Linked DNA regions of Homo sapiens: region 1 is linked to region 2. Evidence: read pairs that join two places in POLR2A ChIA-PET (ENCODE). Cell type or tissue: PC-3. All regions are shown on one strand. Links, peaks and the distances in the headings refer to the core of each region. The heading gives the core; the rest is flanking DNA. Region 1 has its middle 35 kb from the start of LINC02628. Region 2 has its middle 18 kb from the start of NRP1.

Region 1 (9,652 bases), core at 2,646-5,145, 210 kb after region 2:
AGATCAAATCATTCCCTCTGTGGGGATGGGGGTGGGGACATTGACACCCTGAACCTCTGAGTCTGTACAGCACAATCAGCCCCCTGGGTCCCAGCTTTCTTCCTCATGTGCAAAGCAGGTGTGTCCCCATGGTGTCCTGCAACTCTCTCTCCATCGCTTCCCCTGCCATGGCACATGCTGCCCAGTGCGTACCTAGAAGGGCTGGTGGGCACTCAGATGGGGGAAGGTGAAGAAAGGTCATGGGTGCCACCATATTCCAGTGACCACATCGGCCACCACCACCTCTGCCCTTCACCTGAGATTCAATCAGCCACACAACAAATCACCCGGTATTCTCATCAGATCAGACAACGTCTTCATTCACTCTCAGGTGTGGGGGACATGATTCAAACCAGAGATAAGGTCCCAAGAGGGCCTTGCTGCTAAATTGGTTGGATAAGTGGCAAGCGCAGCAAATCAGCCCTTAGTGAGTTTAGCATTTGAGAATCACCATGATTATTGCTTGATGGGAGAAAAGGGAGAAGATGAGCTAGGAAACCAAGTACCCTACCCCTGACGTCCTATTGTTGAGTAATCAGGGCCAATCATAGACCCATGGTGCGAAGAAGAAGGCTTTGTTAATCACAGTGTGCAGAAAATTATATTTTGGCTAAGGAAAGCCTCTTTAGCATGCATTTTGCCTACTGTGTGGGTTTGGGGGGAAATTATGTAACAAGGAGAGGTGTTGCTTATGGGAAGCAAAGTGGCACCCTCTGTGCCCCCCACCATTCCTGTCTCAGACTCCAGGAAACTGCTTCCATTTTCTTACAGCTGCCAGGAGCAGGCAGCGGGCACCAGCACCTCCTTCCTTAAGTGAGCCCGGACACCCTGGATGGGATTTGTCCACGGGGAGACTTTAGAGGGTGATATCCCACTACTGCCCGCAGTTCACTTGGTGGAAGTTTATTCAAAAGCATTTCCCTGAATCTTAGGGGGTGAGTGCCTCTCTGACAGCCAAACAGAATGTGACTTCTTTCTTCCACCGTTCCCAGCAAAGCATGCAACCCCTGACTCTCAGTGGGGAATTTACTTGCTGAAAATAGCAGATCCTGGACTGGCTGCTTCTTAGACCTCCTAATTCACCGCCATTGGTTCCCCATTCCTCTGCTGGCACAGACTCGGGACTTCTGAAACAAGTTTAATAGCAACCTAATTTCAATCAAGATATTGACTAAAATTTTTGTTTTTGGTAAAAAGAATAACAATACAAATAAATATAAAATGTCACTTGGAGGTCAAACGTCTTATGAAAGTAAATACTGCGCTTGTTTTTTAAGGCAGTCAACGTTATTAAGATCCCCCACTTAGAAGATGGAGACTGGTTGGTTCTCCACTGTAGTAGGCTAGAAGTGCTGAGAAAAAAAGCCTGGGTAGCTTTCTTCATGCTGCCTCGGTCCTTTGGGTGGGAGGTTGGAGTGCAGTAAGGAGAGAAAATCAGTAAGAAGGTGGAAAGGAAGCAAAAGAGCTTAGGACTAGTCCTAGCAAAAGCAGAGACACTACCAGAGCCTCTCTGGCATCTTTGTTCCCTCCAGTGTGGGAAAATGATACCTGGAATGAACTGTGAGAGTATGGCACCTTTTCCACACCCCTGATCTTTCTTTCCCTTTGGAAGGACTTCCATTAGCACTAGACTCTTGGCCTCTCTCTTTACAAACCTTCACTCTTTCCTCCACAGTGACAAGGAGTAAGTAACCAAGAACAGGTCAAGAATGTTTGAATCTCAGTTTTATAGGTGGTATGAGATATTGGGTTAAGATTTCAAGACATTCCTCCAAGCCACCTTCCAAATGTATTTGTAAGTTTCTTCACGCTGAGGGTCATGCAATATACTTCTTTGTGAATATCTGTCAACACCCGTTCTTTCACGGAACAGTGGTAATGTTTGGGAAAATGCTAGCTTCCTTTTCTTTTTTGCATTTTTGTGTATTTCTCCAACATGAGGCAGCCTTGGCCCAGTTATGAAGAGGAAGCACCGTGGTTAGGCAGAGGTGGCTTATTTGGTGGTCCAAGCCTATGTGGGTCTACTGAACCAATAGATGGTGGCTGTTAAGGTGCCTGAGAGACATATAGGCTGGGTCAGGGACAGATGGGGGATACGCCAGACACTCGGCAGTGACTGCAGCACCATCAGCTGATGAGAAAAGGCCAAACCTTCAGGGACCTGACCAACTTGCACAGGAATAGGCCATGAGTTCATCAGCCATAGTGACCAAGAGCACCACCAACATGTGGATCAGCTCTGGCAGCTAGAGCAGAGTCAAATCCGCTTTGGGGGCCCCTTTCCCCAGGCGATGTAAGTCAGCCCAGCATCTGCGGTCCCTGGAGTAACATCTCAGAGACAAGCCAGGAGACAGAGGACCAATCTGAAAGACTGCTCAATTGTACCGAAAAGGCTAAGTTAAACCTCAAAAGAGAGTGTCAATTTTTGTTTCCAATGGAGATTTAAACTGATCTAAAGATTTTCTCCCACTACCTAGCAAATGGGCTCCCAGCTCATAAAAAAGATCAGGTCAGTTAGAGATTAAATAAAGAATCCATATCCTCTTCAAACATCCTATTTGTAGTAGGAATAATGTTGGCCAGGCTTTTGGTATCATCTATGTATTAAAATAGCAGTGTTGGCCAGGCACGGTGGCTCATGCTTGTAATCCCAGCATTTTGGGAGAGCGAGGTGGGTGGATCACTTGAGGTCAGGAGTTCAAGACCAGCCTGGCCAACATGGACAAACCCCATCTCTACTAAAAATAAGAAAAAAAATTAGCCGGGCATGGTGGTGGGAGCCTGTAATCCCAGCTATTCGGGAGGCTGAGACAGGAGAATCACTTGAACCCAGGAGGCAGAGGTTTCAGTGAGCTGAGATCGTGCCATTGCGCTACAGCCTGGGCAACAAGAGTGAAACTCCATCTTAAAAAAAAAAAAAGAATAATGTTGTGATCACGCTATATCCATTCCTTCATCCATAGTGATCATACACCTGCTACACATTAAGAATTGTGCTAGGCACTCAGGATACTGATTGAACTTGAGGAAGATGATGGAGTTTTTTGGTCCAGCAACAATGCTGTCTGCCTAGACAATAACAGAGGGGCCTTTACATGTGCTGGAAAAGTTGGACTCTTCAGCTAAGATATGTGCCTTAAATAGCTTAAGTCTTCTAAAGTTCTAATTCTCTGGCAAAATAGTTATTATTCCACTGAGAGTAACTGGCTTAAGGTTATTGCTGCTGACTTTTCTGCAATGGGATGAAATATGGACTATAATGAGACCACAGAAGGAAAGCATAGAGCCCGACCAACAGTGGCTCCAAATATTTGTTCAGTAACATTTATGAATCAAAATATCATTGTGGCCAGGCATGGTGGCTCACGCCTGTAATCACAGCACTTTGGGAGGCCAAGGAAGGGGGATCACTTGAGCCTAGGAGTTTGAGACCAGCCTGGGCAACATTGTGAAACCCTGTCTCTACCAAAAAAAAAAAAAATAGCTAGGCATGATGGTGCGTTCCTGTAGTTAGTCGTAGCTACTTGGGAGGCTGAAGTGGGAGGATTGCTTGAGCCTGGGAGATGGAGGCTGCAGGGAGCCAAGATTGTGCCACTGCACTCCAGCCTGGGCAACAGAGCAAGACCTTGTCTCAAAAAAAAATTATCTAAATATATAATTATATATCATTATATTATATATAAATAAATATATATTATATTATTATATATAATATATAAATATTTTAATTATATATAATTATATAATATATATTTATATAAATAATTTATATAGAATATAATTATGTATATATTTATACATAATTATATATATATACTTTTATATATATAAAAAATTGTAAAGCCATTCCTCAGGGCAATGAAAGAGTTAGGTAGTTTATGGAGACCTAATCAGCTGTGCAAGTTTTCTAAACCCCATTGTAAAACTGATGAATCCAAAGCACAGGAGAAATTATGAAATCTATCACACTGATAATTGGTACAAGAGGAAATACAAATAACAAACATGGAGAAATAATTTATATCTTCACAAGCATAACCAAAGAACTGCATACTAAAGCAAACTTGAGGATTTATTTTCACCTGAATTAGCAAAAAAAAAATAGTATCAGCAATTTGCTTAAAAAAACAGTGTTATACATTCACTGCTATATTACTGTTGGCATTGGTATTATAAACATTTTTGGGGAAAGAAATATGACAAAGAACAGGCAGAACAACAAAGACTGTCATAAACTGTAGCCTAGTAATTTTATTCCTAAGACTTTATCCCAAGAAAATAATTCAGTAGAAGCAAAAACCCTATGAAGAAAGAGGAAACGAAAAAAAGTCACAATTTGAACAGTCAACAAGACATTGTAGTTACATTACACAATAAATTAAGATGCAGACACTGAGAAAAATAGCTAAGAAAAATATATGGCAATGTGAAAAATGTGAAGTGTTATTAAAATAAAAAGCAGAGCTAAAATGATACTACAATTGCAGCTATATAAAACATGAACATTATAATAAGCAAAAAATGGCAGCAGTTGTGTTGAGATGGCATGATTACCATTTTTTCAACATTTTTAACATTGTTAAACATCTCATTTCAAATAAAAATGTATTCACAAATAAAATCTAAGGTCTCCCTCAAATATATAATGGTGCATTGTCTGATAAATTTCAAAAATAGTCCCACGTATGATAGCTGCACTTCGGGGGCTGGGAAATGGCTTTTAACCAAGATCTATAAGGAGCGTGTTGAGTGGTTTGAGGTGTGTTCAGAATAGAAGCAGCACGTAGAGAAAAGTCATCGCTTCTTCCAGGAACCACATTAACCAGCTCCCTATCACTCAGCACATCAGACACGGCCTCAGGCTTCCCAGAACTCCCACATTCTGGTGGAAATACTCTACAGAAAGCATGGAACAGCCAAGCCAACCAGCCAGGCTGAAAGGTTTTTAATTAGATCAGAAGGGTCCAGTGTGATCTGGATTTCACATGAAATCTATTTTTTTCATCTATTTTCTTATACTCAAATACTACTATTGTTAGTGTCTCTAGGAGACATTCAGCCTGGTTTAACTTATTATTTATTATTTTATTACTTTATCTTATTTTAATTATACAAATGTTACTTTTTATAAGACACATTACTTCCTGGGTATTTGAAAAGGAACCTACCAGGGCCCTTCATCTAAGCTTACTCACAAAAACAATGTCATGGATCTTTTTATTCAAGTGCAGAACGGCAAGGAACTGAAAGGGGCAAGGAAGCTGGCCCACCCCTTTTGTTTGTGCTCAGCACTTTTGATCCCAAGACTTCCTGAGAGAAAAGACAGCACAAACCACCCATGCAGAGAGGCAGAGTGCAGCTGAGTTTTCTATTGCTCCAATTTCCTCAGGAGGACCACCTCGGAGTGACAAGAAACGGAGAGACCATAATGCTGCTATTTTATGTTTTATTTATTTTATTTTATTTTATTTATTTATTTATTTTGAGACGGAATCTCACTCTGTCACCCAGGCTAGAATGCAGTGGCACGATCTTGGCTCACTGCAACTTCCCCCTCCCAGGTTCAAGTGATTCTCCTGCATCAGCCTCCCGAGTAGCTGGGATTACAGGCGTGTGCCACCATGCCTGGCTAATTTTTGTATTTTTAGTAGAGACGGGGTTTCCCCATGTTGCCAAAGCTGGTCTCAAACTCCTGACCTCAAGTGATCCACCCACCTCAGCCTCCCAAAGTGCTGGGATTACAGGCGTGAGCCACCACACCCGGCCAAAGCTGCTATTTTAATAAATAGATGATACCAAAAGCCTTAGCCGGCATTTTACAAAACCTCTTCTCTGGCAGAGGAGGGTTCTCCCTGGCATCTCCATGCACCTTCAGCAAACTCAGGTGACTTGTGCAGCGCGGTGGGTTAATGTTTCAGTTTCATCTCCTCCAGGGGGCTTAGTCCTATCAAGAGCAAGTGAGAACAGCTAGGAAAATTGTTTCCTTTAAGCTCCAGCTTATTACTCAAAATGAACAGTTTTCCTGCAAAGAGCTTTTCTCTGATTATTTGTTACTAAATAATGAGCATAAACAGCCACGAAGTTACCTCACTTGAGATATTAAAGAGTACATTGAAAATAGACTCCAAAAATTCATATCTGCTAAACTTACATCATCTTCTGTTTTGCCTTCTGACAATCATGTGAAAATCCCAAGGATGTTAGAATTTTATTCATCTATTATTAGGCCTGGGCAGGATTTTCCCCATGGAATTGCATACACCCTACTTTGAGGAGGAACCCCAGTAATGCAGTTTCAAATTGCATAGCGAAGATGTTAAGGGAAAGGCTGTATCAAACCTGCTATTTCCTACAAAATAAGCAACATATTGAGCATTTGTTGAGCTTCTAAAACCTGGCCGGACAATATCATGCTAAAAAAATCCAAAGCTTGGAAAATAATTTCCTTATATCATCTTTTCAGGACAATGTCTATATTCTTAGCTCTAGAGAAAATTCCTTCAGTACCTAAGCCCACTCTGTCCTTATAAATGATCCTCAACTGTTTCAGAGCCGAGGAGCCTATTTTCTAAAATGTAAATTACTTTATAAACTACCATAAAATTCCAATTTAATTCACATGCATCAGAATAAAAGGGCTGAGGCCGGCAAGGTGGCTCATGCCTGTAATCCCAGCACTTTGGGAGGGGGAGGTGGGCAGATCACTTGAGGAAAGGAGTTTGAGACCAGCCTGGCCAACATGGAGAAACCTCATCTCTACTAAAAATACAAAATTTGGTCAGGCATGCTGGTGCACACCTGTAATCCCAGCTACTCAGGAAGCTGAGGCAGGAGAATTGCTTGAACCCAGAAGGCCGAGTGTGCAGTGAGCCGAGATCGTGCCTCTTGCCTGGGCAAAAGAGTGAGGCTCTGTCTCAAAAAAAGAAAAAAAAAAAGCAAGAAAAGGTAGTGGTCTTGATCCGGTTACCTTCCAGAGTCAATTGGCAAAACCCCGTCTCTACTAAAAATACAAAAATTAGCTGAGTGCGGTGGTGCATGCCTGTAATGCCAACTCCTTGGGAGGCTGAGGCAGGAGAATCACTTGAATCTGAGAAGCAGAGGTTGCAGCAAGAGGAGATCGCACCACTGCACTCCAGCCTGGGCAACAGAGTGAGACTCTGTCTCAAATAAATAAATAAATAAAAGAATAAAAAGGCTGAACATTTTCAGGGCACATACTTTATGTTGGCAGGGAGAAGGCAGATGTGGTAATGATAGCAAGGGAAGGAAATTCTGATATTTTGGGCCTTTCCCTACAGTGAGGTATAAATTGGCATGAAAGTACCTCCCAAGCAACCCAGGTTACTAAGTCAGCCCTAACATGGCCATAAACCAGTGCATCCTATGAAACTGTTCTTTATAAAACATTTCCTTCTCAAATTCACAGCTACTTAGCCATAGCTATGATTCCTTGGTGACTGAGGAGAGATTTTACCACTTGAACTGTTTTAAAGCAAGACCAAATAAACTGAACAAGTACAGCATTTGCAACCAGTTTCCCTTACAATTCTCTCATTATGACCCCACTTCATCACCAGTGTCAGCTCTGTTCAGGAAGAAGTTCCTACACAGTTCCAGAGAGGATTCTTAATCTATAAGAGAAGTAATAATAATGATGTTTTAAGGCTGTTATCAGTGTACTGAAATACTAAAATAACAACTGAGGTTTTTCTGCTCTCTCCCATCTTATAAAGCCAGGAGCTTCTAACAACAGTGGTTGCTGGTAAGGGATTTTATCAGGTATGATTCTACCATCAAAATTTAAATATGATTTTTCATGCATTCCTGTGCACTTACCTCCAATAACTCCACAAGTTTTTCTCTGCATCTTTTATGGTCTTCTAAGGAATTGGTGGGCTACTCACTTCTAGTTTCATCTCTGAGGCCTCTTTGCTAGTTTCTGTGCCTCTTTAGATGTTCAGCACAATAGAATCAACCAAATTCTCTAAGGAAATATGTCAGTTATTTGGAGAGCATAGAGGACAGCCCTTCTCTTGGTGTTCTCTTATTATTACTGAATGCATAAAATGCTTTCTACTGTAACCCTGAGGAAAATCAGATTTCAAAAAAAAAAAAAAATGCCCAACGCGGTGGCTCACACCTGTAATGCCAGCACTTTGGGAGGCCAAAGTGGGAGCATCATGGGGTAAGGAGTTTGAGACCAGCCTCGCCAACGTGGTGAAACCCCGTTTCTACTAAAAATACACAAATTAACCAGGTGTGGTGGTGCGCACCTGTAATCCCAGCTACTCAGGAGGCTGAGGCAGGAGAATCACTTGAATCTGGGAGGGGGAGGTTGCAGTGAGCCAAGATCACACCACTGCACTCCAGCCTGGGTGAAAGAGCAAGACTCCATCTCAAAAAACAACAAACAACAAAAAAACCCAGCTCTCTGGAGATGGAGGTGTAGAGGAGAGGACAGGGAAATATCTCAACAGAACTTACAGAAGACACCATCACTGAGAATTCAGGCTTAAAACAGGGAACAGGATGTAGTTGTCCAATAAGATGACCAAATTTTCATCTAAAAGAGAAGTCTTTTGCGGGTTATGACATGAAGATTGCAAGTACTGTCCCTTGGGAAAGACACAGCCACTATTAAAGCTACATTATGATTAATGGAATCAGGCCCAGATGTTAAGTTTCAGAAACAGGTAAAGAAGTCCTGCTTCCCAGACCTTCCAGCATAATTACTCAAAAGGGAGGATGGTAATAATTGCACATGCCCAAATCCTTGTGGGCACAGTTTGAAATTACCTACTGTAAACCAGAAATTACTTCATGGTTTCTTGTTTTAACTTGAAAAGTTTTGTGAGTAGTGTATTCTACCCCATAATATACCTATGTTTATTTTAATGCAAAAATAGTGTTTTAAATTGCCATTTATGTTTCCCTGGTGCACTACTGGCATATTAAGTGCCTCCATTTAATAAGTACCAAGCGAAGGGCATAGTTTAGACTTCTACACAGCACTTGAGAGCCTTGCTACAATGCAGATTCTCATGGCAGTGTGGGCAGTGGGGACCAGGATTCTACTTTGTAACAAGCCCTCTGGGGGACTCTGATTTAGACACTAATTAGCCAGGACAGTAAGAATTGGGTCAGCCAAAAGTAGGGATTAAAAGTCTTTGGGTCCTTAGAAACTTGTATTATATGGGTGGCTTAAAGGTCCGTGCCAATGGCTTAAAATCAAGAAAAGGAACTTCTCAGATCTCATTCAGGAGCCAAGAATCGGAGCTCAACTCATTCTGAGCAGGGTGGTGGCAACATGAGTACGTTGCACAGTAAAGAAGCAGAGTGGGTGACCAGGAGCTGTGTCTGCAGAAGAAATTAGGAACCAGGCACTAAGAGGAAGGGAAAGTTCACCAGAACAACTTCCACCAGCATGATGAGCTCAGCATTTAAGCCAGAGAAGTATGTTAGGGGAGAAGGCAAATATTCCTGCTGAGCCAATTTGTGATCAAATTGTATCTTACCTGAGATATAGAATATTTATTTCTACAAGTTAGCAGTCACTCTTTGGGAAAGTGTTACTTTATGTACATTAGATTCTTAACCAATTTCCTTAGGAAAA
Region 2 (9,652 bases), core at 4,312-6,811:
CTAGAGTATCATTATTTGATGCTTTCAAAGTCTCCATGTGCTTGCACCTTATTGATCTTGTCACCAGTTCTCCTAAATTCCAATCTGGATGCATAAGAAATATCAAATTGCCGAGGTGGGCGGATCACAAGGTCAGGAGATTGAGACCATCCTGGCTGATATGGTGAAACCCCATCTTTACTGAAAATACAAAAAATTAGCCAAGCGTGGTGGTGCACACATGTAGTCCCAGCTACTTGGGAGGCTGAGGCAGGGGAATTGCTTGAACCCGGGAGGCGGAGATTACAGTAAGCCAAGATCGCGCCACTGCACTCCAGCCTGGCAATAGAGCAAGACTCCGTCTCGAAAAAAAGAAAGAAATATCAAAGTGGTTTTGGTATAAAGAGCTAGCCTTCCCGTTGGCCTCAAGGATACGTTAGAGATAACAGCAAGCTGTCTAAATATTTGCAGACTACAACATTCAAAGATAAGGCAAGAGGACCAATCTTAAAGATTTTACAAAATAATTGCAACAAGTGCATGCATCTGTTGTTTCTCAAATCATGTTTTAATGTTTTAGCTATTAGGTGAAAATGGCTATGTACAATGTGCTATTTTTAAATTGTCAAGAGTAGATTTGGAAGGTTATTATCAATATCCTACACTTTTCCTTTCGTGACTCAATAATAATTTTTGCACTTTCATTTAGCCTTAAAAAATAGAACAATAATGCATCCAAGTATAAGGTCAATTGCAAAGTGACCCCTGTAGTTTTTGCTTCAAAACTATTATATTGTGCTATTTATAATATCAAATTGCCACTGTCTAGAGGCAAAATGATCATTTCAAAATCTTTGTAACAATCTAGAGAAATATTTACAAATATTAGCCACAATTCTAGTGTAATTTTTCTGATGTGTTTCTATTGCTGACAATTGTTTTGTAAAATCTTGATGATTGGTCCTCTTGTCTTTGAATGTCGTAAGTCTGGAACTATTTAGACTGCTTGCTGTTATTGCTGATATATCCTTGAGACCGTCAGAAAACCTAGCTCTTTTTCCCAACACCAATTTGATATTTCTTATATATGCAGGTTGGAATTTAGAAGAGCTGGGTGACATGATCAATAAGTGATTTTGAGAATTGCTCAGAACTTCATTTTATCTTTTTTTTTTTTCTCAAACAACCTTTAAAATCAGAAACTCTGGCATAGCACTCTCCAACTGTGCCACAGAAGGACATAAGGATGTTGGTGCTTTTTCCTGTCTATTTTTGTCCCCTACCAAATCACAGCCCTGGAAGGGAGCTTTAGAAGTCACAAATCTGTTCTGTTGCCTTCATGCTCAGTATCACAGAAGAGGGATAATCAACCCTCTTCTAAAAGGCTAGCCAGTGGAAAGGATTTCAAAATCAGCCAACAAGTATTTTTGCTTACTGTGTACATGGAACAGTATGGAAAAAAGAATATGGAAAACTATTAGACATTATTCATACCCCCAAGAATCTTGCACTTCATTTGGAAAGAATAGATACCTATATGTACACAAAAACCACCATCAAAACTTCTGAATTTGGAACAGGTCTTGAAGACCTAACTTTCTGACTGTTGTAAATATGCACTCTTGACATCCTGCCATTTGATCCTATCAGTTCATCACTGGGAAATTTTAATTGCAAATAAATTCTATCCACTTCTAAATTCTAAAGGCTTTAATGCATGACAGGTCTATAGAAGTTAAATGACCGTAGAAATTGTCAGCCTGGATAGAAATTTTGGCTTTACCAATCATTAATAGTGTGGCCTCAGGCAAGTTACTTAATGTTTTTGCCTTTCAATTTCGTATCATAAAGTGGGGAAAAATACTAGTATCTTCCTCATAGGGTTGGGAGAGTTAGGTGTTGAATTTTCAGAATAGCCCCTGATAGAGGGTAAGTCCACATCACATTAAATGGTATTTGTACAACTGTCATACAAATATTTGACTCAACTTTTAATGTTCTGTTTTCCCTGCTCCAGCTACCCGCTTTTTTTTTTAAAGGTAAAACCTCTTCATCTGTGTGATTAATGATAGAACTATTCCACTACGGTCACAGAATATGATTTATAACTGACTAGGTCCTCCTTGTTGGTTTTTAATGCCACCCTTACTACAAATATGGTATGAATAGTAAAAAAAAGTGGGCCAATTATTATGTTCTAAATAGTATACTACTAACACTGCATCCCAAGCTTGCAAAAATGTTTCAGGAAAATTTTTCAGGTTTCAGGAGGCCACCTGAGTTAGACAATGGAGGCCTTAAGTCTATTTTACTGATTGTGTTTTTCAGAAGCTTGAGTTTGTTCTGGACTTTAGCTTCCAATTGTGTGAAATGCTTGAATTGACCCAAGACTATGTTACCGTCATTCTGTCCTGTGTGTTGTTCTTTCTCAAATCCATGGATATTGGTGAAGTCCTAGTGTTTCATATTAATTTCTTTGGCAGATATTCAGTTTAATTCTTTGCTGGGATAGTGTGCATGGGTGTGCATGTGTGTGCATGCATGCACATGTGTACACGTGTGTACAGTATCATGCTTTTGTTCCACTCATAGTGGGATAAATATATTCCTTAATAACCTGGTCTGATATTCCTCCTGGAGTCTTACTGTTCCAGCCTACCCTGGCCACACTCTTGCTTTAGGAACTCTCACATTTATCCTTCTAAGTTGCTTACACACCAACCTCCTCATTTTTCAAAGCCCAGCTGAAATATCTTCTCTTCTGTGAAGACTTCCTAGATCCCCTGGCCAGGATTTGTCCCCTATCCTCTCTCTGCTCCCCAGCATTTTGTTAATTCTCCTTCTCAGTTGGCATTTTGGTTATTGATGTAGCTTCTGCTTCCTTTATGGGACTGTAGAACACTCTAGAAGAAGAGCTTTATCTTATTCATCTTTGTATCCTAGGGCCTAGCAAGTGGCCATATAAAATTTGTTCAGCTGAATAAAGAAATAATTTTAAAAAAAGAAATAATGAAAAGGTTCACATGGGGGTGTATTTTCTTTCTGATGTTATCATCCTAATTATTAGAAGACATGGAGGGTCTGGGAGGAGAACTGATTTCTAATGAACATCCATTTGGTGCCATATCCTACTCAATGTGGTTTATAAATTCTCTCATTTGATCTTTGCAGGGACTTTATAAGATTAGTATTATTATCCCCACTTATATATGAGTAAAATTAAGTTCAGATAGTTTGAGGCACAGGCAGAGTCTAATTTATAAATTCCAGGTCTTGGAAGTCAATGAAAACTAGAATGAGGACTCAAATTTACTTGATGTTACCCTAAAGCCATAGACATATTTAATGACACCGAAGTACATGAAGTGGTTTGACTTCTATGGAAAAAAGCTGTATAAATATGATAATGCCATTTTCTCATTCAAAAACCCTTCAAGAGCATTGTTTTTGCAAACCAACTAACTACATTCCAATTTTTCAGCCTGGCACTTAAGAGCCTTGATATTCGTTTCTGTTCTTCAATCCCATTGCTTCTACCTTGATGCTCTGTCCAGTTGGACTGAACTCTCTGGATATCTGCAGATTTCTACCTTTCTACCTTTGCTCACTCTCTTTCTCCCACCTGGAATGCACTTTGTCAGGGATATACTTGCAATATTAATTAGCTTACTTAGCCTTATCATAATCAAATACATGGTTCTCTTAAGCTTTTGGAAAAATTAAATTCTAAGTGGACCACCATTGCAAACTCTATGGCTCTCTGGTGGTTCAGGAATCTCAGGCTAGAAAAAATTCTCTTAAAGGAAAAAATATTCATATTGGTAAATTTTTTTAAAAAAATTTAAGTATAGTACCTTTCATTAATTCCTTGGAAACAATGCTAAAACTTAAGAACAGAGAAAGTTTGTTGTTGTTTTGCTTTTTTTTTTTAATAAAAGAATCTAGCCTAAGACACCATTCTAAACAAATGTGTCAGACTCATCAACCTCCTAATCAAAACTTTCACTCAACTAATTCTTTCACTTACCTCCTGCCCACTGCAGTTATCTACAGCCCTGGCTTTGGCAAAATATCAGGATTGCCCTATTCATCTGCCTATTGGATTTGATCCAGAATTAGTCACAACTTTGTTTAATTCTCCAGTCTTCAGTCAATCTCTGGTCCAGCATGTATAGGACAGTAATTACACAGTCACACAATGCAGCATAATGTATACTTCTCAGCACATTCAACTCTGTGTTTTTTAGGGTAGGGGGTGGGAGAGAGTATCTCTAAAGATGACTAAAGCACAGCTGTTGGGTGGATCCTCCCTACAAATGTAAACCAAAGGATTGGGGCTGACCTCAGAGCGACTCCCGAGCCGGCACTCTCTGGGATAATTTCCTCCATCCCTCCCAATCCTCCCAGAAGGGAGTCTACTTTTGTTCACATATTTTTATAGAAGGTTAAGTCTTTCATGGGTTTTGTATAAAAGTTGAAACTGGGTTTTGATTCCTTGAGATGAGCAGTGGTAAACATGTGTGGCATTCGGAGAAACAGCACCTTAGAATTACACCTGTTGTTTGTGCGGTGTGGCTCTCTTCCTATGGAAATGTGTGAACTCTCCTAGGAGAAAGAAGAGAAATATTTAAAAAATCAAATGCCTCAGGGCACAGAGGGTTATTGTGCTCACAATCTCTTATCTGCGATCTTAAAATTCAAATAGAACTGAAAAATTCAAATAGAACTGACATCTGCATTTATTTATTTATTGACCACTCATTTGGAGACCAAACCTGACCAGATCTAAACTTCCTTGGCAAGATGACTTGACCTTACTTATTGCAAGCCTGTGAATAGTCTTTCCTTATCCCAGTTAGTGTGAAAATCCATGGTGTTGCTACAGAAATATTCATGTGTTTGATTAGAGGATGCTGCCTTGAATCTCACAGGGGTTATGTAACATAGGGCATGCATATCCTATTTTTTTGTGACATTGGAAAATTTCTGAATGGTGAAAGTGCCTGGTCAAAGGGATTTTGAATAACTGATTATGACCTATAATGCAAGAGAAACAAAAATCCAGCAAAATCAAAATCAGAATCTTGGTTTTCAACATCCCTCTCTCTTTATACCCTATCATATTCCCCCAATCATATACTCTAGTATGCCACAGCAGCAATTCTTGTACATTATCAAGATCTCAAATCTAAAGATCTTGATTGTCCACACTTTCTTCCCTCCTTATTCTCCACCCATCATTACAATCGCTTCTTTCATTTGCTTACCCCTCTTATTCTTCATTGCACACTCCTGGCGTATCTCCATCCCTGTTTCCACCAATGATCCGTCTATTCCGTGCTGTCGCCGAAGCAGCTGAACATTGTTAGGGGGAAGAATCACATAATTGTGCTGACTGGTCTCATTTAAATTCATAACCACAACTGAACTGGACACTGTTGTAGTGCAGCCCTACTTTATTTCCCAGGTTGTTGCATGCTTATGTGACAATGTCACACCTTCTTATGACCTTTTCAAACGTCTCTATTGACTGTTCTATCTTGCCCCGCTTTTTCAACTCATACGTCATTGAAAAAATATAAGCAGAAAGTGAAAATGAATTAACTACTCTTTCTTTCACCAAATCAACCAACTTAATTGCATCTGTACCCATATAGTATTCCTTCTCTCCTATTTTGATAGACAAAATATCCCTGGTCCTAGCTAAGCCAGCCCCTCCACTTTTGGCACCTCCTCTGCCTTTCTCAAGAACTTCAGTCCTACATTTATTCTTTCTCTCTCTCTCTTTCCTTCCCACATCATCAGTTTATTCACTGACTCCTTTTTATCTGCACCCAATAAGCAGTAGTGGCCAGGTGCAGTGAGTCATACCTGTAATTTCAGCACTTCAGAAGGCTGAGGCAGGAGGATTCCCGGAGGCCTGGAGTTTGCGACCAGCCTGGGCAACATAGCTCATCTTTAAAAACAAAATAAAACAACGTTAGCTGGGCATAGTGGTGCACACCTGTAGTCTCAGCTACACAGAAGGCTGAGGAGAAAGGATTTCTTGAGCCCAGGAGTTCAAGGCTGCCGTGAGCTGTGATGGTTCCACTGCACTCCAGCCTGGGTGACAGAGTGAGACCCTGTCTCTAAAACAAATAAACATGCTGTAGTATTCTCTGTATCCCCTCCAGCTCTTGTGCTCTTCTCTGGTTTTTATCACGATACAACTTAGGACATAAGTTAGCATCACTCCCTCCACTTTCTCTCCTTACCCAGTTCCATCAGGTGATCACTGCCATCTTTTCACTGATGTTAGTCTTGTTAAGGTCCCCAGAGACCTGCAGGTGGTCATTGGCAGTGGTCACTTCTCTGGCCTCATCCAAGCCTTTCATTTGTCCCGCATTTGACCTCTGTCTTTTAGAACCATTTTCTTCTCTTGGCTTCTGTGACAACACAATCTCCTGATGTTTTTTCTTCCTGACCTTCTTCTCACATCGTTTGCTGCCTGTCCAACCTCTATTAGCTGGGGTATCCCAAAGCTCAGTGCTATACCCCTTTCTACTCCTTATTTCACTAGGTGATCTTATTCTTTTCCATGGCTTTTTAAGTAAGGTTCCAAAAGTACACCCCCAGCCTTGGGCTTGAGCTCGGGATTCATATATCTAATTGCCAGTGTGGATTCATCTATCTAATTGCCAGTGTAACTCTCCACTTGAAAGACTAGTAGGCACTTCAAACTTAGCACGCCAAACACAGAACTCTTGACACTCACCACCTAAACTGTTCCCCCTCTAGTACCGTCCATCTTAGTGAGCACAGCCATCAAGTCACTCAAGGCAGAATCTAACTCCCTCCTTCCCTTAACTGCCACATGTAATCCAGCAACAGGTCTCACCTTTGCCACGTGTAAAATACACCCTGAGTTTATTCCTTTCTCTCTGTTTTCCTAGTTTAAGCCACCAGTATCTCCCACCTGAACTGTTATGGTACCTTCCTGCACGTCTTCTTCTGTACTCTCTTGATTTTTTATAATTGACTCTACATAACAACAAATACTGTATTTAATCTTGCACATGTATTTCTATGTCCCATTTAACTTAGGATAATTTTGAACTCTTTGTGTTGGCTCACAGGGCTCTCATGATCCAAACCCCATCTCCCCATCTCCCTTTCCTGCCCTCCTTGGCATCCTCTCTCCCACTACCTCCCAGCCATGCTGCCTTCTTCCTCTTCTTTATACCAGCCAAGCGCATTGCCACTTCAGGGCTTTGGAACTTCCTCTTACCTCCCCCCTCGTAGATCTCTACAAGACTCATTCCCCTTTGGCACTCAAGTTTCAAATTAAGTCACCCCTGCAGTCACTCTCTGTCACATCCCTCTGTGTGACAGCAATTAGAGTTCTTGTTGGCACTTCTCCCTCAGTGCTCACTCAGTTAGTCAACAAGTTTTATTTTTCTCCATTCCTCTCTTTTCCTACTGCCAACACCCTAATAGAAGCCACCTTCCTCACTTGTCTGGACTGTAGTAGTAGTAGCCCCTCAGCCATCTCCCCACATTTGTACTTATTCCCTTCTAACCTGACACTTGGTAACACAGCTGCCTTACTTAGATGACTGCTGTGACTTCTCATTGCTCTTAAGGTGAATTTTTATTTTTATTTTTATTTTCTGAGACGGAGTCTCACTCTGTCGCCAGGCTGGAGTGCAGTGGCGTGACCTTGGCTCACTGCAGCCTCCTGCTCCTGGGGTCAAGTGATTCTTCTGCTTCAGCCTCCCGAGTAGCTGGCTCTACAGGCGTGTGCCACCAAGCCCAGCTAATTTTTGTATTTTTAGTAGAGACAGGTTTCACCATGTTAGCCAGGATGGTCTCGATTTCTTGACCTCGTGATCCACCCGCCTTGGCCTCCCAAAGTACTGGGATTACAGGCATGAGCCACTGCACCTGGCCGAGGGTTAATTTTTGAATCCTTAACAGGAGTCTAATTCTCTGAATGGGCTGGCTCTGACGTTTCTCTTTAGCTGCACCAGAATATGTAAGCATTCGTTCAGTTCCTTACATGATTCACAGCCCATTTCAACGAAGCACATGCTTTTTCCTTGACTGGTAATACCACTTTACCTGCTCCCTTTTGTCTTCTTAACTCATGCCCATCCTTCAAGTCTGAGCTAAGGAATCATTTTCTCAAGAAAACCCATCCTGACCACCTCAAAACATCTGGATTTTCCCCTTCTGCCACATAACATCATAGCATCCTGTACTGCTCATTCACAGTACATATCAGGATGGTATTTAATTCATTCACCTTTAATGCCATCTTCCTCGCTAGAATGTTTCATCAGCTATAATGTCATGGTAAATGGCGCTGGGGCCAGATTGCCCAGGTTCTAAACCCTAATTCCTTTTTCTTACATAGCTGTATGACCTTATTTAGGCTTTCTTGATGTAAAATTAAGGTAATTATGGTACCCACCATGTAGATTTGTTTTGAGGTTTAAATGAGTTAATAAACATAAAGCATCTAATATAGTGCCTGGCAGATAATAAACACTCAATAAATCATCATGATTGTCATTACTCTTATGAGCTCTGGGATTGCATCTGTCTCATTCATCATGGCACATCCAACAAGTATTTGTTGAATACATAAATAATATTTTTCATGAGCCAATTAAAGTTAGAAGTAATATTATTAAATGCCTAGATGTACGCTAGGCTAGGGGATATCAAAATTAATAAAACATCGTTTTCACAATCAAGGAGTTTTTAACTCAGTGAATAAGAGTGAGATACATAAATGAGGTCTGCTCAAATGGTGTAGTTACACATCTTTGTGCCCTGGGCATTTTCCTAGGAGCCTGATACGGTTTGGCTATGTCCCCACCCAAATCTCATCTTGAATTGTAGCTCCCATAATTTCCACGTGTTGTGGGAGGGACCTGGTGGGATATAATTGAATCATCGGGGCAGTTTCCTCCATACTGTTCTCATGGTAGAGAATAAGTCTCATGAGATCTGATGGTTTTATAAGGGGAAACCTCTTTCACTTGGTTCTCATTCTGTCTTCCCTGTCATCATGTAAGAAGTGAGGGTTTGTTTGTTTTTTTTTGACAGAGTCTTACTGTGTCACCCAGGCTGAAGTGCAGTGGCACAATCTCGGCTCACTGATCCCCAGTTCAAGTGATTCTCATGCCTCAGCCTCCCGAGTAGCTGGGATTATAGGTGCGCACCATCACATCTGGCTAATTTTTTTTTGTATTTTTAGTAGAGCCAGGGTTTCACCATGTTGCCCAGGCTGGTCTCGAACTCCTGAGCTCAGGCAATCCGCCTGCCTCAGGCTCCCAAAGTGCTGGGATTACAGGCATGAGCCACCGTGCCCAGTGATGTGACTTTTTCTTCCTTGCCTTCTGCCATGATTGTGAGGCCTCCCAAGCCACATGGAACTGTGAGTCCATTAAACCTCTTTTTCTTTATAAATTATCCAGACTTTGGTATGTCTCTATGAGCAGCGAGAAAATGGACTAATACAGAGCCTACCCCATAGCTTGTGTACAATGTGTACACACCAAACCGTGACCTGCCTAGCTGTCTCCTAGAGGAAAGAAGGGGCACTCTAGAGAGAACAGAAAACAGCCTGAGGAAGTGGCAATGAATTTTGCCTTGAAGGGCCGGTAAGATTTCAGCAGGTACAATT

What was found. Peaks named below come from ENCODE experiments on the same cell type or tissue, not always from the same donor. Only the 100,000 strongest peaks of a DNase experiment are listed, where the experiment ranks them.
Region 1: POLR2A ChIA-PET joins it to region 2 with 10 read pairs; 2 of 35 experiments call an interaction of 5 or more read pairs at or near these places.

What each region holds. Positions count from the first base shown.
Region 1 is chr10:33,561,300-33,570,951 of GRCh38, forward strand. No RefSeq gene overlaps it. Among named protein-coding and RNA genes, the nearest start is that of LINC02628, 35 kb to the right of the region's middle. RefSeq lists an enhancer at 5,046-5,547. In PC-3, for the core only: no CTCF peak of the experiment used is centred there; no DNase peak of the experiment used is centred there.
Region 2 is chr10:33,348,204-33,357,855 of GRCh38, forward strand. No RefSeq gene overlaps it. Among named protein-coding and RNA genes, the nearest start is that of NRP1, 18 kb to the left of the region's middle. In PC-3, for the core only: no CTCF peak of the experiment used is centred there; a DNase peak (open chromatin) is centred at 5,838; H3K4me3 peaks cover 662 bases; H3K27ac peaks cover 1,609 bases.